2 separate regions of the Homo sapiens genome follow, and region 2 is linked to region 1. The links are chromatin contacts, found by POLR2A ChIA-PET in ENCODE. All regions are on one chromosome and are shown on one strand. The core of a region is the stretch at or near the end of the contact, and the rest is flanking DNA. Distances in the headings are between cores, read along the strand shown.

The links. ChIA-PET counts read pairs that join two places held with the same protein, here RNA polymerase II (POLR2A).
Region 2: POLR2A ChIA-PET joins it to region 1 with 10 read pairs in activated CD8-positive, alpha-beta memory T cell. The contact joins the promoter of C11orf16 here to the enhancer-like site in region 1. POLR2A ChIA-PET finds 5 or more read pairs at or near these places in 2 of 52 experiments (WTC11 and activated CD8-positive, alpha-beta memory T cell).

What each region holds. Positions count from the first base shown.
Region 1 is chr11:8,797,840-8,802,206 of GRCh38, forward strand. All of the region lies in intron 1 of DENND2B (DENN domain containing 2B), which reads right to left. All of the region lies in intron 4 of DENND2B-AS1 (DENND2B antisense RNA 1), which reads left to right. Among named protein-coding and RNA genes, the nearest start is that of DENND2B, 11 kb to the right of the region's middle. Within about 2 kb of position 1,637, at least 3 of the 41 ENCODE cell types and tissues checked have a DNase peak (open chromatin) inside an H3K27ac peak, as active enhancers do.
Region 2 is chr11:8,931,589-8,936,349 of GRCh38, forward strand. C11orf16 (chromosome 11 open reading frame 16) reads right to left here and starts at 1,359. Exons shown (of 7, transcript NM_020643.3): 1 at 1,313-1,359; 2 at 554-738. The coding sequence starts at 720. RefSeq lists an enhancer at 978-1,816.

The sequences.
Region 1 (4,367 bases), core at 387-2,886:
CATCCTCCACCCCGACACCCCCTTGCTCCCTACATTCTAACAATGATGACTTCCTAGGTGTCCTTTCTGCATGTCAAGCTCTTTCCTACCTCAGGAGCTTTGACAGCTGTTCCCTTTTCCAGAAAGGAACTTTCCCCAAATCTGCACATTAACGGCTTCTTCTCATCCTTGAGCTCACAGTTCAAACGTCATTCTCAGAGGCCTTCTCTAACCTCTCAGGTCCCTGTTACTCTCTCTTTTACATCACCATTATATCCTTCCGAGCTCACAGCACTATCTTGATCTCATCTATTGATTTGTTTACTTGTTTACTGAAATGCTTCCCCACTCACTACACGTCAAGCTCCATGACAACAAGGACTTCAATGTCTTAGTTATCTCTACCTCCTCGGCATACAGAACAAAACCTAGAACAGAAGGAATGCTCCATAAATATTTATTGGATGAATAAATACATTCAGTTTCCGAAGCAAGAGAGGCAGAGTTAGATTCCCCCTCACTCCTTCGCTTTCTCTAACTGGTGACAGTAGAAGATGGAATCCCAGGGAAAGATTGTAAATTAAAAAGAGAACAGACTGAGGATTAACTTTTGGGGAACACCAAAAAATAAAAGCCATCCCAACCCCCCCAATGACAAAACATTAAGGGCTATCAGGGACCCAGGAGGATGGCACAGGTGTTGCAGTCTCCACCGCCTTTTTTTGTTTCTACAGCTTTCCAGAAGAAGCTCAGCTTCTTCCTGCAAGGCCATGTAGACATCTGGCCTTCGGTGTTTTTCAGATGAAAAGAAGTCTGGATATCACTGCTTTGAAAACCCATCTGGGCACATAAGCAGAATAGGCACCTACATCTAAATGGAGGGAAAAAAAACCCACCTGGGTTTACCAAACAGTTGTGGGTCCTGCAACTGGAGGGGGTAGGAAAGAAAATAAAAAGGCTTTTCTATTTCCACTTAATGAGATTTAAATAAAACAACAATTTCCGGTTGCTTTTTTTTTTTTTTTTTAGACGGAGTTTCACTCTTGTTGCCCAGGCTGGAGTGAAACAGCACAATCTCAGCTCACTGCAAACTCCGCCTCCCAGGTTCAAGTAATTCTCCTGTCTCAGCCTCCCAAGTAGCTGGGATTACAGGCACCGGCCACCACACCCGGCTAATTTTGTATTTAGAGACAAGGTTTCACCATGTTGGCCAGGCTGGTCTTGAACTCCTGACCTCAAGTAATCCACCCACTTCAGCCTCCTAAAGTGCTGGGATTACAGGCCTGAGCCATTGCACCCTGCCCTGGTTGCTTTCTTTTTAACCTGGATCCCTGCCACTTCCCCCTGGGTACTTATTAGAGTTCAGTTGACAAAACCAATAGCCCTTCTTACCTCCAATATCTTCACAACTGGCTCTCCCAGCACAGCCAAGCCAAGAGCAAACCCTGAGCATCAGTGATGACTCAAATGCAGAGAGGCAGGGACTCGGAAAGGACAGTGCTACCTGTTCCATTTATGTTTCAACCCAAAGGGATAAGTCAATCAGGAGGTTGGAGAGAGGCAGAGAACATAAGAAACTTCAGTATTTTCTTTCCTTTCTAGATTCAAAAGCCTCAATTCTCAGAACATACCAGCCAGAGTCCAAGCCACAGACTGCAAACCAAGGTCACTGCCATTGCCAAGCTTGTCTCACATGTCCTAGCTATTTTCTTCTCACACTCATGTACCATCCTCCTTTTTCTCTTTTTTTTTTTTTTTTTTTTTTAAGAGACAGTGTCTTGCTATGTTGCTCAGGCTGGAGTGCAGTGTGTATTCACAGGTGTGATCATTGCGCAGGACAGCCTCAAACTCATGGGCTCAAGCAGTCCTCCTGCCTCAGCTTCCTAAGCAGATGGGACTACAGGTGCCCAAAACCAGAGCACACTCCTTTATAGTTGCTGGGGTCATTCAAGTTCCTTAATTTCCTTTCCCTACTGGCATTCCTTTTTGCTAAGTGGCAAAGTATATACACACAAGTCAGACCTTTTTGTCCTAAGGTCTTTGCAAATGAGTACAAAGTTCCACGTGTAGTGTCTACAGTCCTCAGTCTTCACCATGTATTTATTATTATTATTATTATTATTATTATTATTATTATTATTATTATTATTTTAGAGACAGGATCTTGCTCTGTCACCCAGGCTAGAGTGCAGTGGCACAATCATAGCTCACTATAACCCTGAACTCCAGGGCTCAAGCAATCATTCCACCTCAGCCTCCCAAGTAGCTGGGACTACAGGCATGTGTTACCATGCTTGGTTAATTTCATTTATTTTGTAGAGATGGGGGTCTCATTATGTTGCCCAGGCTGGTTTCAAACTCCTGGCCTCAAACAATCCTCCTGCCCTGGCCTCCCAAAGTGTTAGGATTATAAGTGTGAGCCATTGCATTGTGTCCGGCCTTTACCATCTTTTAATTACTCCATCAGAACACATATTAGGTCACAAATTGCTAATAAACTAAATGGGAGGGAGATTCCAGCATAACTCTGCAAGGAAACTTACCTCCACTAAGGAGTACGGGGCACAGTTTTGGGAGCTCTATGCACCATCGAGGCTAAGCTTCTCCTGGTTCTACAAGGAGCTACTGTCGAATCTGAGCCCCTGCCTGTGGAAGCCTGCAGAAGTAAAAAAGCTGAAGAACAGGATGTTTGACCATCATCTAGAGTTTGGTCTTCTAAAGCAAAAATAACCTTACATTGTAAACACCCTCACTCAAAGAGAAAATTTGTGAAGCCTCTACTCTTAGGAACTCCCTATTCTGCCCTAGGCCTGTCTGGGCTCAGCAGGCCCATAAATTGGCACTGTTGATATGACCTTTCCAGGCTGTATTTCAACAAGAGATAACAACAAAGCTCAGAGCTTTGGTAGCACTCAAAGAAGATTTGAGGGACTTAAAACACATTGCTAAATTTGGCAGCAAAAGTTCCTGTTCCCTGAAGTTGCAAAAGAAAATCTCTTTATAATTTACACTTGTAGATAAGGAGCTATTCATTCTCTTTAGAAACAGATTAGAACCTCCTCATCCCAATCCACCACTCCTCTGAAAGAGGAGTGAGACTGCTGGGGCAAGTCTCACCTGGGGCTGGGATCAGGCTATCTCTTGGGAAGATGAAGTACCAGGAACTTACCTTGATGCCTCTTACTGCCTTAGCCACAAATGCCCAGAGACATTTGCCACTTCACTATCTAGAGCCGTCTATCTCCCTCACCCTCCCATCAGCCTTCCCAATTCCCATTCTGCTCTTTGACACTGGGTCTGCCATGTCCCTATCCCTGTTGTTCATACAACACATATTACTCCTCAGAGAGGGGCCCGCTCAGCCTAGAGGCTCTTTTGATTCAGCCAGACTCCCCTTCTGGTTTATAATTTCTTTACAAAAGCAAGGTACAGGAGCTCCGATCTATATGCTGACTGGGGGACGCTTATCACTGCTCTGCTGATACCGTCTGCCCAAGACACAGAAGAAGGGGATAGGGCCTTGCATTTCTCAGCAGAACAAACCCAACAGACAAGCCACAAAGAAATAAACACAGCTGCCTGGCGTGGTGGCTCACGCCTATAATCCTAGCACTTTGGGAGGCCGAGGCAGATGGAATGCCTGAGCTCAGGAGTTCGAGACCAGCCTGAGTAACATGGTGAAACCCCGTCTCTACTAAAATACAAAAAATTAGCTGGGCATGGCAGCATGCACCTATAATCTCAGCTACTCGGTAGGCTGAGACAGGAGAATTACTTGAATCCGGAAGGTAGAGGTTGCAGTGAGCCGAGATCGTGCCATTTCACTCCAGCCTAGGTGACAGGGCAAGACTTTGTCTCAAAAAAAAAAAAAAAAGAAAGAAAGAAACAAACAAACACTCCTGAGGCTGGGTGCAGTGGCTCACGTCTGTAATCCCAACACCTTGGAAAGCCGAGGTGGGCGGATCACTTGAGCTCAGTTCGAGACCAGCCTGGGCAACATGAAGAAACCCCATCTCTATAAAAAAAATTATAAAAATCAGCCAGGTGTGGTGCACATTTGTTACTCCAGAGGCTGAGGTGGGAGGATCGCTTGAGCCAGGGAGGCAGAAGTTGCAGTGAGCCAATATCGCACCACTGCACTCTAGCCTGTGTGACACAGTAAGGCCCTCTCTTGGGGAAAAAAAAAAAAAAAAAAAAAAGGGCCGGGTGCAGTGGCTCACACCTATAATCCCAGCACTTTGGGAGGCCTAGGCAGGTGTATCACCTGAGATCAGGAGTTCAAGACCAGCGTGGCTAATATGGCGAAACCCCATCGATACTAAAAATACAAAAATTAGCTGGGTGTGGTGGTACACACCTGTAGTCCCAGCTACTTGGAAGGCTGAGGC
Region 2 (4,761 bases), core at 109-2,608, 130 kb after region 1:
CATCTTGGCCACGCTGGTCTCGAACTCCTGACCTTGGGTGAACCACCTGCCTTGGCCTCCCAAAGTGCTGGGATTACAGGCATGAGCCACCATGCCCAGCCAATTTTTTGTGTGTTTTTAGTAGATGGGGTTTTGCCATGTTGGTCAGACTGGACTCGAACTCCTGACCTCAAGTGATCTGCTTGCCTCGGCCTTCCAAAGTGCTGGGATTGTATACAGGTGTGAGCCACTGCGCCCAGCCAAGTCTCAGCATTGATGGTAAAATGAGCTATAAACTTGGTAACTGGCTATCCCTAACTGCCTTCTCTTACTCATGCCAACTGCAGCATCTGCAACTCTGCTAAAGCCAGATCAACCCTGGAGGGCTCTGGGAGCACAATGTAGGCTGGAGTGACAGACCCCACACAGATATGCCAATCATAGGCCAAACAATGACGACCCCTTTCCACCTTCTCAGGAAGCAAGTCTGTCCACCAAGGTCTACCACCAACAGCCAAGAACAAAGGAAAAAGAAAAGGGCATCCACTTCCCCCAGAGGGGCAGAGACAGGTACCTTGCAAGGGGCTTGTGCCCGGTGAGCCAGGGTGCTTGGAGGGCAAAGGGGTAGGTGAAGGAGAGGTCCCAAGGTGGAGCAGCACCGTCCCAGCCAGGGGCCTTCAGGCTTGTGGCCACGCTGCAGTATTTGAGCAAAGGCATCCTGGGCCCCGTGGAGGATTCCATGGCCTTCAGAGGATCCACCTGAGAATAGGCACCACCATTACCTGAGCTGCAGCTTGAAGCAAGCAGTGGCCACCGGGGCGAGGCAGGGCTCAGCTCTGCAGTTAGCTGCCTCTGGGGACAGTTGAGTCCATGCACGGCCCTACCTGCTCCCACAAACTCTCACAGTTTCCTCTTTGAGTCACCTGCCTTGGGAACCTCCACTCAGGAAACAGGGAAGGGATTGGAAGAGCAAGTGCTGTGAGTTTAGAGCAGCCCAGCTTTAAATCCTCCCCTACAGCCTGCTGGCTGTGTGCTCACTTAACCTCTGCTCTCCAGTTACACTCAGGATAGAATACATGGAAAGCACCTGGCGTATTCAGCAGCTCAACTTATGTTAGTATTTTTCCTCCTTCCTCCTCCCCGGCCACCTACAAGGCTAGTTCTGGCCTCAGGCAAGCTGAGATCTCAGGGCCGTCCATCCCCTTTCCAGCCCTGTTCAGAGGAGACAGCTGCCACCAGGGCCCAAGATCAAGCCGCACTGCTGCAGCCCACCAGAGCCCCGTGAGGGTCTGCCCCTGCCCAAGTCCACAGGTCTGACCCCACAAGGACTTACCCACAGCCCCAAACTCCCAGCCTCCACCTCAGCCTCAGGCTCCTTCTGACAGTTGGGGCTCAGGGTCTCAGCCCAACCGACTCCTGGTTGCCACGCCGGTTACCATGGGTGCAGCCTGGGGACGCTGTCGTCTGTGGCCAGTGAGTGCACCGAGCATGCGGAGAGGGGGACAGGAGGCCTTGGGAGGTAGGGGTGGGGCAGGAAGTGATGGGGGAGGGGGTGTTCTCCAGGTTTCCCTTTGGAGAGAAGAGGAGGAGGAAGAAGGGAAAAAGGCCAGTGTAGCCTCAGTTCTCCAAAGCTCAGGCTGCTCCACTGCTGGAAGAGTCAGTGGTGGTGGGAAGCCCTCACGGATCCCAGGAGACTCCTGTGAGGGAGGAGCCACCTCCGCAGAAACTGAGGGCGTCCTCCCTGTACACACTAGAGGCAGGAATGGGGGAGCCACTGGCGGCCTGGGGACTCTAGGATAGAATTTGTCCCTAGTCTAAACCAAAATAACCAAAGGTGTGGGCCTGTTTGTCTATAACAGGCAGGACTCTGTTGAGGAGCAGAGGTGTTGTGACCATTTGGAGTGAGAGGTGTGGACACTGGCAACAAAGGAACAGAAGTCCAGATTCTGCTTGTGGGAGGGGCTCGTATTTGGAGGCCTCTGCCAGTCACTGTGCACTGGTTATATGCCTGGTATGCAGGCACGTTTGGATGTGTCTCCCCCACATTCATACCCCGCTTCTACCAGGTCCTGTTTCAGTTGGCAGATCCATGTGGATAGGGAGGCCAAAGTACCCACCTCCAGGGGTAGAGTGGGTGTCAGTCACCCCTTCCATCCCCGTCTGGCCCCAGGGGTTGGTCAGGCAGTGGCGTGTTCCTGAACCTCTCCAATCAGCAGGAATCTGGAGACTTTGGTTGGGAATCCTGGGATATAGGCTTTCTCTTTCTTCCTATGCCTGAATAAGAAAGCTGATAGTTCTGAGAGCCTCTGACAGCCTTTTGGGAACACTGAAGCTATTCCCAGAGAAAGAGAGGATAGACCTCAGGAAATAGAGGGTTGGTTGGTTTGTTTGTTTTGAGACAGGGTTGCCCAGGCTGGCCTCAAACTCCTGGGCTCAAGGGATGCTTTTGCCTCAGTCTTCCAAGGAGCTCGGACTACAGCCATGCACCCCAACGCCCAGCTGAAAATAGGTTCTCGGTGACAGTACTGAGTCCTGCCTGCAGGCAGTGCTGCTACTCTAGGCCTCAGCTCTGTGAGCCAATAATTCCCCTTATTGATTATGCCACTCTGGATTGGGCTGTTTCTTACTTGCAACCAAAAGCCTCTTAACTGATGACTGCCCTCCCGAAGCATCACTTCATAGTCAGGAGAATGACTGCTGCCCAGGACCGTATACCAAGGCGGAGTTATTTGGCACACAGAGAGTCTAAGAAAGACCCATGGCCGGGCGCGGTGGCTCATGCCTGTAATCCCAGCACTTGGGAGGCCAAGGCAGGTGGATCACGAGGTCAGGAGATCGAGACCATCCTGGCTAACACAGTGAAACCCCGTCTCTACTAAAAATACAAAAAATTAGCTGGGCATGGTGGCACACGCCTGTAATCCCAGCTACTCGGGAGGCTGAGGCAGGAGAATCGCTTGAACCAGGGAGTCAGAGGTTGCAGTGAGCCGAGGTCGCGCCACTGCACTCCAGCCTGGGTGACAAAGAAAGACTCTGTCTCAAAAAATAAAAAATAAATTAAAAAATACCCGTGAAGTCTCTGGCAGTGAAAGAATGATTCTTGAATGAGACAGTGGGATTTCAGTGGAGGAGGGGAAAAGGAGAATATTCTAGTTTAGGTAGGAAGTAAGAGAGAAGAGAGAAGGATACATTTGCGAGACTGTGATTTTCTGTTTGGGGGAAATGGGTTCAGCACATGCAAAATCACATTGAACTTGCTTAGGAGTCACATTAAAGCAGACTCACATCAGAGTGTGGGTGTGAGAGTAATCCTGCTTATAGATTACAGAGGCATCATCGCTAATCCCATCAGATGTTATCTTACATATAGGAAAAGGCCAAAACTCGGGTCATTTATCTTTTAAGGAATGTAGTGACTCAGGCAGGAGATGACGGGGTGGAGGAGGGAGAGGGGCGTGTACTCTGTCCTGTCGTGTCTTCAAAGCTTCTTTCTGAAGAGCGAAAGAGCTGCCTGCGGTAAGAGTCAGGGGCTTTGTGAAATGTTGCTGGCAAGGAGAAATGAGAAAACACGGCTTCTTATGTTTGCTGCTTTGTTTTGCAGTAGGGAGCTTTGAAAACTAAGCTGATAAATTTAAACAAGGTGGCGTTCAGAAGGAAGTCATCAGGCAGCTTAAGCGATGAAGTGACATGAAATACCTTCAGAGAGAGTGAGGGTGGAGCCTGTTGAGAACGCATCCCAAGAGGCCAGACAGGAGACTGCTACCAATAACCCAGACACAGGTGACGGGATTGGAATAAGAAAACAGTGACAACAGATATTCACCGACACCTTCCTGATTTGAGGCTCTTTGCTGGGTACTAGGAATAGAAGATGAATAAGGCTGGATGAATTATCTTCAAGGAACTTGCAGTCTACTGAAGAAGACAGAGATAGGTGTGTAAAGTGTCTAAAGATAGCAGGATAGCAACCACAAGAGAAATATTTATACAAAATAAAGGAAGAAGTAACGGCTAGGATAGGAAGTTGGAGAAGACTTCATAGAGGCATAGCAGTGGAGAGGAGTGTGATAGACAGTGTGGGATAGGTCACTGACTGGGCCTTGGGACAGATGGGACCTGGGAGTTAAAGGAGAAGGAAGAGCTGAAGCTGGCCATGGAAGCAGAAATAGACACACTTTGAAGGCAGACCCCAAGATACGGGGCAGGGACTGTCCTTCCCAGGTATGAAGGAAAGGCCTGGCAGCTCCAAGTTTTCTAGCTTAGAGAACCTAGAGAATGGTGATGCTATGGACAAAACAAGATAATGATAATAATAATCAGTAATGATGGCCAGCCACAGTGGCTCACACCTGTAATCCCAACACTTTAGAAGGCAGGGGTGGGAGGATTGGTTGAGGCTAGGAGTTCGAGACCAGCCTGGGCAACATAGGAAGACCCCATCTCTAAAAAAAATGTTTTTGGCTGGGAGTGGTGTCTCATGCCTGTAATCCCACCACTTTGGGAGGCCGAGGCAGGTGGATCATGAGGTCAGGAGTTCAAGACCAGCCTGGCCAACATAGTGAAACCCCATCTCTACTAAAAATACAAAAAAAATTAGCTGGGTGTGGTGGTGGGTGCCTGTAATCCCAGCTACTCGGGAGGCTGAGGCAGAGAATTGTTTGAACACAGGAGGCGGAGGTTGCAGTGAGCTGAGATTGCATTACTACACTCCAGCCTGGGCAGCAGAGTGAGACTCCATCTCAAAAAAAAGTTTTTAATCATTATGAATACTTATTACATGTC